Regions from separate parts of the Mus musculus genome. Here all the other regions are linked to region 2. A link is a loop called in an ENCODE intact Hi-C map of the cell type or tissue named here. Cell type or tissue: left cerebral cortex. All regions are shown on one strand.

Region 1 (2,500 bases), 760 kb after region 2:
CTGAAAAACCATAACATAAAACCAAGTTGGGGAGAAAAGGAATTATCTGGCTTACACATCAACATCAGTGCTCATCATTGAAGGGAGTCAGGATAGAAGCTCAATCAAGGCAGGAGCTGATGAAGAGGCCATGAAGGGGTGCTGTTTACTGGATTGCTTTCTTTAGATAGAACACAGGACCACCACCTCAGTATGGCACTACCCACAATGGGCTGGACCCACCCCCATCAATAGCTAATTAAGAAAATGCCTTACAGCTTTGTCTTGTGGAAGCATTTTCTCAGTAAAGGTTCTCTCCTTTGAGATAACACTAACCTGTTTGTCAGTTGACTTAAGACCAGCCAGCACAGATTTCCAGCTCTTACACCAGCTGAGTCAGCAAACATTCTGCAACAGTGATTCCTCCTACCAGTATCTTCACTGTCACTGAAAGCTCGGAGGAATGGCTCTGCATCTGACTTCCTTTCTATATGCCATCTTTTATCAACACTCCAATACTGAAGGTTACCAAAATCAGATCTCCAACTTAGAGGGCTGATATAAAAAACTCCAGAATGAAAACATATTGCTTCCCCTTTATTTCTTCTTATAGAAAAGGATAATGTTTAAGGAAAGTCAAAATATTCTAAAACAAACAATATGCTTCTTAAAACTAACGACACTCATGACTCTCGACCTCCATAGCACATGAGTTTTTGTGCTCTGTGCCCCTGATACCCGTGAGTGCTGGTGGCATTTGCAGTTCCAGAAGGTGGCAGTTTTTGCTTTAAAATTCATTTCCCAGACCTGCATTCACAGTCCTAAGCCTAGTAAAAACTAGAGAACATTTGTTGAACAAGTGTCCGTGCTAAAGTCTACAAGAACTGCAAAGCAAAACATTACATCTCTAGTACCCACTAACTTGCAATCCATGTCCTGCTTTTCTCCAGAACTCAGTTTCATTTGGAGAGTAAAATGAAAGAGTTTAGCCAGTGAGTCTTCAGGTTTTCATTGGCTCTTTTCAGTAGCTGTATCAGCAAACATAGAGGGTGTTGTTCAAGCAGGGCACAAGTAGCTTTCTACTTGTGAATGTCTCTTGCTGGAGAGACACCATAGGGAAATTTTTTGAGGAATGGAATTTCCATTTTTCATGGATTCTGCTGGTCTTGTCCTTAATAAGTAAACATGATTGTGCCTTTTGCACCACACCACGCCTATGCTACACGGGGTTTAAAAATTACAGTTTTTCAAGTTTGAAAGAATAAGGACAAATCAGGTCTACCTTGTGACATAAAAACATTGTTAGAAACAAAGTGTTATGTTGAAAACGTGACAAAGAAACATTTACTCAAACATTTTTAAAAATAAACTAGTTCAGTTTAAGTGAAAGGCCTATTAACCATCAAGGCTTTGGCTCCATCATGTGGCCGTTTGGATTTATTTTACTTTAGTGTTCATAAGATTTTTTGTTTTGTTTTGTTTTGTTTTCAAGATAGGGTTTTTCTATGTGGTCCTGGCTGGCCTGGAACTCTCTCTGTGGAGCAGACTGGTCACCAACACTGAGATCCACCTGCCTCTACCTCCCAATTGCTGGAATTAAAAGCATGTGCCGCCAATATTATTTACGAATTTAAAAGTGCGTGTATCTAAACTTTACAGCATAACATTTTGACCACTGTATATATTATGAAATGATTACTGCAATCAAGGTAGTTAGCATATCCATATGCTAATATCTCTCATAGAGACCCTTGTATATGACAATAAACCTTAAAATTGACAGTTCTGGAGCTGGAGAGACAGCTCAGCAGTTAAGAAGAGTATTTGCTGCTTTTACAAAGAATCCAGGTTCAGTTTCTTTCTTTCTTTCTTTCTTTCTTTCTTTCTTTCTTTCTTTCTTTCTTTCTTTCTTTCTTTTTCTCTTTCTTTCTTTCTTTCTTTCTTTCTTCCTTTCTAAGATTTATTCATTTATCTTACGTATATGAGTACACTGTAGATGTCTTCAGACATACCAGAAGAGGGCATCAAATCGTATTAAAGATGGTTACGAGCCACCATATTATAGTTACTGGGAACTGAATTCAGAACCTCAGGAAAAGCCATCAGTGCTCTTAACCACTGAGCCATCTCTCTAGCCCCGCAAGTTCAGTTTCTAATTCTCAGGTTGGCCACTTCACAACTGCGATCTGGCACCCACTTCTTGATTGACACACATAAACCCACACAGAAACATATAAATAACAAATTATAATTTAAAAGGCTAACACTCTTAAGAACACCATGTGCTGTTGTTACCTCTGTTAACTGTGCAGCACATACGTGTTCAGGAACACACTTATAACAAGCTTTGGACCTTGATAAATCTCTCCACTCTACAACCCTCTTCTTCCTCTTCCTCCTCTCCCTCTTTCTCTCTCTCTCTCCCTCTTTCCCTCTCCCTCTTCTTCTTCTTCACTCCTTCCCTCCCTCCATCTCTCTCTCACCCTTCCCCCTCTCTCATTTTCTATATTCTGCATTTCTG
Region 2 (2,500 bases):
CTGGTTAGCCCTACCCCTTCCCATCTGCGACAGGCAAGAGAAGCACTACTAGATCCTAAGCCCTTGCCTCTGAATCCGGAGCTGTAGGAAGCAAAAAGTCGAACTGCAAGAACACAGTGAGAGAAATGGGCAGATGCCTTAAGGCTAGGGTAGCTGGGGGAAGGGCGCACGCGAGAACTGAACAGATACCGCACCAGGTGAGAACCAGGAAGGGAGGGTCACAAAAGTTTGCAGACTGCTGCAAGGCACCTGGTTGCACAAGAGCGAAAAGGGTCGACTTCCCTTCTCCAGGCAGGGTCTCTCCAAAGATCTGTGTCAAAAAGACCTGGAGGTTTGGCTCCACACGGCTCAGAACTGCGGTGACCATTCTCTGCTTCCCAGAGAGATGGCCTAAGCACCCTGACTGGGAGCTGAGCCCGCGCTCTGCATAAAGCAACAGGCGGCTGCACCTTACCTTGCGCCAGTCCTGGGTTGGGATGGCTGCTCCATCCTCGTGGCGCAGGGAGGAGGCGTTTGATGCATAAGCCTAGGGGTGTGCGTGCTGCTAGCTCCAGCCGACTGCAAACTGGACTACCCTCCCTGACCCGGCCCGCCGGCCGGGCTCCGCTCCGGAGCGACCGCCGCGGCGGCGTGAATGCGCTGTGGCCGGGGCGCAGGACGCAGGCGGTGCGTGGCGCGGCTGGCGTCTTTGCGCGCTGCCACCGAGTGAGGGTGCGGCCCTGGGCTGCCGTGTGGGGCACGACTTGGCTTTTACTGCTGCGGCGGCCGCTGCAGACCCTGTGCGGGGCGCCGGAACCTCACTGGAGGAGGAGACAAAGATGCGAGGGAGGCAGAAAGCTACTCGCCAACGTGCAGGCGGCTCAGTCACTAGAGGGGACTCGCCTCCAAACCTGGACTGGGAATGGAGGAGGGGCGAGGCTTCAGGGACGAGCTAGAGCGAGTGAACGTGACTGGTGGAGCTGGCTATCACCTAACTGGCACTGCTCTTCTGCCTCCTAGCTGGAGATCCTGAATAAGGAGGGGAGGAGTTTCATTCAGCCTTTGCTGGAGAAGCAGAGCTGAGCTAGGAACATTAGTTAGCCTCCTCCTCCTCTCTTGCTTCCTCTTGCCCAGTTCCAGGACATGTTGCTATGGCCCCATTCTTTCTTCCATTTCCTGACTACTGAGACCAGAGGGAACTGTTTAGCCTAGGTCCATTGCTGTCAACGGGGAGGAAAAGCAAACATTTTTAATTAACTAAAAATGACTTACTGGGTGCACAGGGCAAGAGTCAGGCACACTGCAGCTAGCAGCTAGAACAAACCCATTCCAGATGGGGACTCACCAGAAAGTCTTTATCATTTGGTGACCTCTATCAAGCATATTAAAGCTTGCAGCATTTCCCCATTTGCAACGATGCTGTTTTATGCAGGTTTAGAAGTATGCTGGGTCTGGCCACATTGCAAAACTGTAAACCACTGAGTCCCCCCAGCAGCTGTGATTTGTCTAGCAGCTCCACATTATACACCTTTATATTCTATGACTTGTATTTCTAACATTTCACAATATGATTTTATTAGTCTGGATTTGAATTGTCATCACTTTTCAACACTTTTAAACTGAGAAATCAGGACCTAGAAATAAATATATATGAATAGCAGGTATGTAATTTGGTCTAATTACTCAAAGGAAAACTTGGCATTCCCATTGAAAGTATAAAATTTGTCTGTAATACTGTGCCAGTGATTCTACTTCTCACAAGTCAGGAAATAACTGAGAACATCCACAAAATTTATCTGAAGAGATGCTCACTAGACTGCTGTATAAGCAATGGAAGGTTGTATAAGCAATGGAAGGTTGGAAGAGAGTACAAGATGAATAGTGAAACATTTCATAGGAATATACAATAAAATATCACATATTGAACTGTTATAGATGACCTCCGCCGTGGGTAATCGGTGTAAGTTTATCTAAAGAGTTCCAGAGCTCAAGATGAAACCCGACATAATCTCACAGAGCTGGCTTGCATCCAAGTCTTTCCAACTGTTGATTATGCTATCCTACATTTGAATCTTTGGTTGATGCTGTGTTTTAAATGAAATAGCACTTGTGGAGCACTCACCTCTTAGTAATGTCCATAAGGCATAAATTTGGTTCAACTTAAGACAAATGTCTGACTATGGCTCAGATAAACTATACAGTAGCTTTCTGGTTTGGTTGGTTCGTCAAGTTGTCAACTTGACTTGCTGAATGTTGGTATCACCCATGCTATAAAAAGGATAAATGACAGGCCCTAGAGTTTGTCACCTCTGTTATAAACTTAGATTTGTTTTGTAGCAACCAGAAATCAAGTCCGGCTCAGCAAAGGATGTTCTTTAATATGAGAAGCTGATTGGTTGTTTCCTCTGCTTCTGCTGATGTCCAATTAAAAGAATGAAACCGGAGAAAGATAGCTTCTTGGAAGCCCTACTTATAATCTAATTAGTGAACCAGAGAGAGAACTTAGCATCTCTGACCTTCA
Region 3 (2,500 bases), 740 kb after region 2:
CTCTAGTTAAGTGGAGTCTAAGGTGGCTAAGCTATCCCTTATTCTGGTCTGCTTTGTCATAGAAGAGGGTACAGGAAGAATGAGATCCAGAGGCTGGAGAATGCTGTGAGACATTGTCTTCTGGACATGACAACTCCATTGAAGTATGTATAGGAGAGACATTTACTAGGTCCAACCGCTATCTGAGGAGCTATTATAGTCAGCAGGTGGCTGTTGAGTGATATAGAATCATTATTCTTTGGAGGGCATAAGTTTCCCATGCTCCAAATCTGAAGCACTAATGGACTCTGGGTAATAAAAACAGAGAATAAGGGCATGAAGGTAGAGGGGATGTGAAGGTAGAGGAGCCTAGGAGGGACTGGGAATAAACATGATCATAGTACTCTGTGTATATATATGAAATCCTGTAAGAATAAATTTTAAAAGCATTATTTAAGAAATCTGGCAGTGAAGATGTCCCTTAGGAGTTAAGGTCCTCTTTCATAGGACTGTGGTTCAATTCAAAGTACCCACACAAAGCTGCACAACCTCTTGTGATCCCAGCTCCAGAAGATCTAACACCTACATGCACAAATGCAAACACAAAAATACAAATAAAATCATATTAACTTCTAATCCTCACTTATCACTCATTTATTTATGAGACATAGATAAAGACAGAAGGAAAGGTAATACAAGCAAAAAGGAAAAAGGTATGGCTGGATGTGATATAAGTACCCAAGGTCACCCACCAGGAAAAAGAAGAAATAGAGTTCTAGTTCAAGTTTGTCTCCATGACTCTTTCTTCCCACTTTTGGGGTTTGCCATGAAAGTCTTGGTAAAAACATCAGAGAGCATTAGAACAGCTTAATGATAACTACTAGATACTGAACATTCTGAATAGGACACCAGTGCTGAGGATGCAGCAACCTGCTAGAAGCAGAAGAAAGGGTACCACAAAGCTTCTCTAGCTGCCTAGATCCACAAACAACGCTGATGCCTTAAGGCTTGGAGTGAACTCAGTGTTAGAGCACCTGACTAGTATGAACATAGCTATCTCAATTACTGTTTCTGTCACTGTGGTGAGATACCCAGCCCAGAGGGAGAGGGCTCAGCAGTTAAAAGCACTGGCTGCTTTTCCACAGGACCCAGATTTAACTCCTAGGAAGCACATGATGCCTGTAGCTCCACTTCCAGTAGTACACAATGCCCTCTTTAGGCTGCTATAAGCACTAGTCACATGCATAGTTCAGACCTACGTGCAGGCAAACACTCAAACACATTTAAAGAAAAAAAGCCTAGCAGAAGCAAGTTAAAGTTATATTATAGCTCAGCATTAGAGTGTTGAGTTCATAGTCACTTGTCCCTGTGCACTTGAGGAGAGCAGACTGGCTGTAGAGGACCACAGAAAAAGCATCTCTACCACGTGGTGGACACCAACTGAAACAGCAAGGAGAGAGAACAATGAGGACCTGGTACAGCCTCACAAAGTGGCTCAACCTGTGCCTACCTCCTCAGCTACTTCCCAGACTCTCTCAGAACAAGAAAATGAGCTACTGACCAAGCATATAACACATCTACGGTAGACAGCTTACATTCTAACTATAGCAACACCAAAATAAAAATAGTGGCCTGAGTCTCCTGCAAACTAACATTTCCAGGAGGGTAACTAGGCTCTAGTAAAATAAAACACATCCAAATCCAAAAACAAAGAAGAAACATGAAATAAAAATTGATATATCATCTTAGAGAAAAAATTAAAATGTACACACAGGTTAAATAATGTTGTTGTTTTTTTTTTAATGCCAGATTTGTAGTTGGAAAACTGGTCAGGGATTGTGAGAATTTGTTGGCTGCTATTCCAGAAAACCAAAGTTTCATTTCCAGCACCCACATAGGTCCACAACCATCTGGAACTGCAGTCTTCTTCTGGCCTCTGTGGGCACTGCATGCATGTAGGCACAACATACACACACACACACACACACACACACACACACACACACACACAATATAAATAAAATATAAAAACAGAAAACAGCAACTAAAAAAAACGTTGGACCTTGCTAATTAAGGTCACAGTCTACTGTTGTCCCGATAGCTTTCTGAGCTCAGAGCAAAATGGGGAACTTCCCTTTACCAGCAGGATTTCTCCTTTTCTCACCTTGTCTGGGGAGCCTGAACCTCCACACTCTACTTGGAGAAGGTCATATAGTCCTTGGCAGACCTACAAGTTCAACTTCCTCTTTCCCTATAAGAACCCATCCAGGAAGTACCTGGGATTCCTGGAATGCATCTCCTTGCAAAGGAGGCATTTAAGCTCCAGTCAATGATTTTCATTTACCCTGAAAACTCCTTCCAACTTTTCAAAGTCCATCTACATCCCTGATTCATCCCAAATAAAGTATATGCATACCAGCCCACCCAAAATAAAGGCATATACACAAACTCAGACCATCTCAGAAAGCTGGTTCATTGAAGATTGTTGGAGAAGGTCTTCCCCTAAAAATACTGTAACACT
Region 4 (2,500 bases), 66 kb before region 2:
CTACTAACTGAGAGCCATCCCTCATGAAAGCATAATCAAAGAAACACACTGAGCCTAGCCCGCAAGGAAATGGAGGAGGTGGGGTCTAGTTCATGGAGGCTGATATCTGGTCGCATGGGAGTTTACAGCATCTTGTTCTGGAATGACCATTTCCTGTCCAATAGCCTTTCTGCTTCTCCGGGACAGACTCCTTTGCTGCCTCACCTGTTGCTTGACTCACAAAGGTTCCGTCAACATAAGGATGCAGAATGCCAACAGCTAACATACCAAGCCAGTTTTTCGATACAGTCAGTCCGCACATAGGTTTGGACAGGTATCTTATTTTTACTGAGACAAAGATAGTGAGAGCCAGCATCTGGCATGGTCTCCCAGATTCCCTCATTACAAAACAGGGCTGAGGAGCACAACCCACTGAGTGCCTCTTTTCCTTTCACTGTTTTGAGCACAACAGTTCCTAAAGTTACAGATGGGATGTTTGGAGAAAGTAGAGCAAGACATCCACACATGGTCCAGATAGCAGACCATCTGAACACCATAGCTGTGGGTATCCCCAGCTGTGCCCAAGTCAAGCTGCTCAGTGAAGGATGGAGTGGCTGAAAACAGGGCAAAACATCTCCTGAATCTCAAATGCTCATGGGTAGAGCTGGTCTTCGATGTTACTCAAGGCTGACTTCTGCCTCATCTGAGCTGTGTGCAGTCCACAGGGAAACAAATGAAGAAGGGAAGAACAGAGATTCACTAACTGGGAGTGGTTCCTCATAAGCTTAGATTCAAAACAAAAAGAGAAGACCCAAGACACTGGTAAATGGAGTTTGTTAAAGTAGTCAGATCAGAAGCCACTCGAGGTTCCCCTGTTCAGCAGGAAGCCAGGTGATATCAATACATCAGTACTGATTCTGGTGTCTATATACACTGTCCCCAACCCTTGCCTACAGGCCTTGCCTACAAGTTTCAGGAATACACACACTTGAAACATGAAGGTGCACTCACAGGGAGTGAAATGCAAGGAGAGATGGGCCTATAAAAGGATTGTTTTCTCTTTTCATTGTGTTTGGAGAGAAAGAATTCATCATGGACCCTGGGCATGTAGAGCAACTACATCTAGAGGGTTCCCATGCCCAGCTGCTGGATCCCCTGGGGTCAGCATCCCCGTGCAAACTAAAATATCTGGCACTTGCCTGTGACAGGAAAACTGGGGCTCTTGTCACATGGACAGCTGATACTTGCCAAACAGAATCAGTTTGCAACAGATAAGCATGAGTGGCAGCAAAAGCCACACTTGCAGCTCCACTGCCAGAAGCACACAGGAGCTGGAAAGCAGACTCCAGGCAGTGATTATGGGGGTGAGCTGGGGACAGCCATTGCCTTCTGCTGGTGCTGGCAAGTTGTTCATTCCAAGGAGGAGCTTGTCCCCAGCACAGAGGAACAGCATTATTTTCTGTGATCTTCTATTTAAAATATGTGCCTGCTCCCCTCTCCAGTGGATCTTTCTTGGCTGGCCAGAAAAGGGGAGATGCTATGATGGTTGGAAGATGTGGGCATATTTGTGAACATTCATTGTCTTAGATTCATTCTATTGTGACAAACAACATAACCAAAAACACTTTAGAGGAGGGAAAGGTTTTTTGGCTTACACTGCAAACTCACAATCCATCATTAAGAGAAGTCAAGTCAGGAACTCAAGGCAGGAATCAGGAACTCAAGGCCTGTGGGTGAATGCTATATTCTGACTCGCTCAGTCTTGTTCTCAAGGTCATGCTCAGCTTCCTTCCTTATATAAGACCCAGGAACAGCTGCTAGGAATGGCACTGCCCACATTGGACTAAGCCCTCTATACCAATCATCAAAACAAATTCTGACCTAGACCTTCCCCCCAACTGAGACTCCCTCACATGATTCTAGGCTATGTCAAATATGCAGCTGAAGCTACTAGGATAATCATCCCACTATTATTAATCTTCAATGATTTACATGCTCATTAGTATATAGTAAATATGCATAAAGTCAGCTTCATCCAAACATATAACATGCATTGATCATATTCACCCCCCACTGCCCTATCTTGTCTCCCAGACTTAGAACAGCCATGTCATCCTTACAGGTGTAACAGCAACACCCGAGTGAGTCATTTTTGAAATGGCTACCAAGAAATCTTCAATGAGATATCTTCACAGAAACAATGCAAGAAAGAAGTTGCCAAGGATCTTTGTGGAGATTGCAGAGAAGCTGCTGCTTGTGTGGCTGCTCTGCTCAGTAACCAGGGATGGATGAGATAAGACTGCACTGGGTGGTAGTGTCAAGGCCAGTTTTTTGACTATTTCAACTATTGATTATGTCACCCTTTCCCATCTGTCTCCTTGGTGGTCCCTGGCCATTTTCCCCAGTCATTATCATGAGTACCAAAAGGGAGGACAAGGAAATGAAGAGTGATGAGATTCAAATGAGTCAATTCAGCCACTGGTAAGCTGCTCAGCTCCCAGTACACACAGGGAGGAGGCTG

Evidence for each region. A loop is a pair of places that touch in the nucleus more often than their neighbours do. Peaks named below come from ENCODE experiments on the same cell type or tissue, not always from the same donor. Only the 100,000 strongest peaks of a DNase experiment are listed, where the experiment ranks them.
Region 1: a loop joins it to region 2, with 2.6 times the contacts of the local background. A loop is called at or near these places in 3 of 42 quality-filtered maps.
Region 3: a loop joins it to region 2, with 2.2 times the contacts of the local background. A loop is called at or near these places in 2 of 42 quality-filtered maps.
Region 4: it touches region 2 in a loop (2.5-fold over the local background); 6 of 42 quality-filtered maps call a loop at or near these places.

Annotation. Positions count from the first base shown.
Region 1 is chr14:16,195,321-16,197,820 of GRCm38, forward strand. No RefSeq gene overlaps it. Among named protein-coding and RNA genes, the nearest start is that of Oxsm, 47 kb to the right of the region's middle. In left cerebral cortex, a CTCF peak has its summit at 1,398 (motif pointing left); a DNase peak (open chromatin) is centred at 1,399.
Region 2 is chr14:15,438,119-15,440,618 of GRCm38, forward strand. It overlaps Lrrc3b (leucine rich repeat containing 3B), which reads right to left and starts at 869. Exons shown (of 2, transcript NM_146052.4): 1 at 455-869. The region is part of intron 1 of B230110C06Rik (RIKEN cDNA B230110C06 gene); the gene reads left to right. In left cerebral cortex, a CTCF peak has its summit at 966; DNase peaks (open chromatin) are centred at 82, 867 and 1,990; H3K4me3 peaks cover 1,320 bases; H3K27ac peaks cover 1,370 bases.
Region 3 is chr14:16,180,946-16,183,445 of GRCm38, forward strand. No RefSeq gene overlaps it. Among named protein-coding and RNA genes, the nearest start is that of Oxsm, 61 kb to the right of the region's middle. In left cerebral cortex, no CTCF peak of the experiment used is centred here; DNase peaks (open chromatin) are centred at 1,190, 1,447 and 1,910.
Region 4 is chr14:15,371,914-15,374,413 of GRCm38, forward strand. The region is part of intron 1 of Lrrc3b (leucine rich repeat containing 3B); the gene reads right to left. Among named protein-coding and RNA genes, the nearest start is that of Gm31577, 51 kb to the left of the region's middle. In left cerebral cortex, no CTCF peak of the experiment used is centred here; DNase peaks (open chromatin) are centred at 1,326 and 1,726; H3K27ac peaks cover 1,327 bases.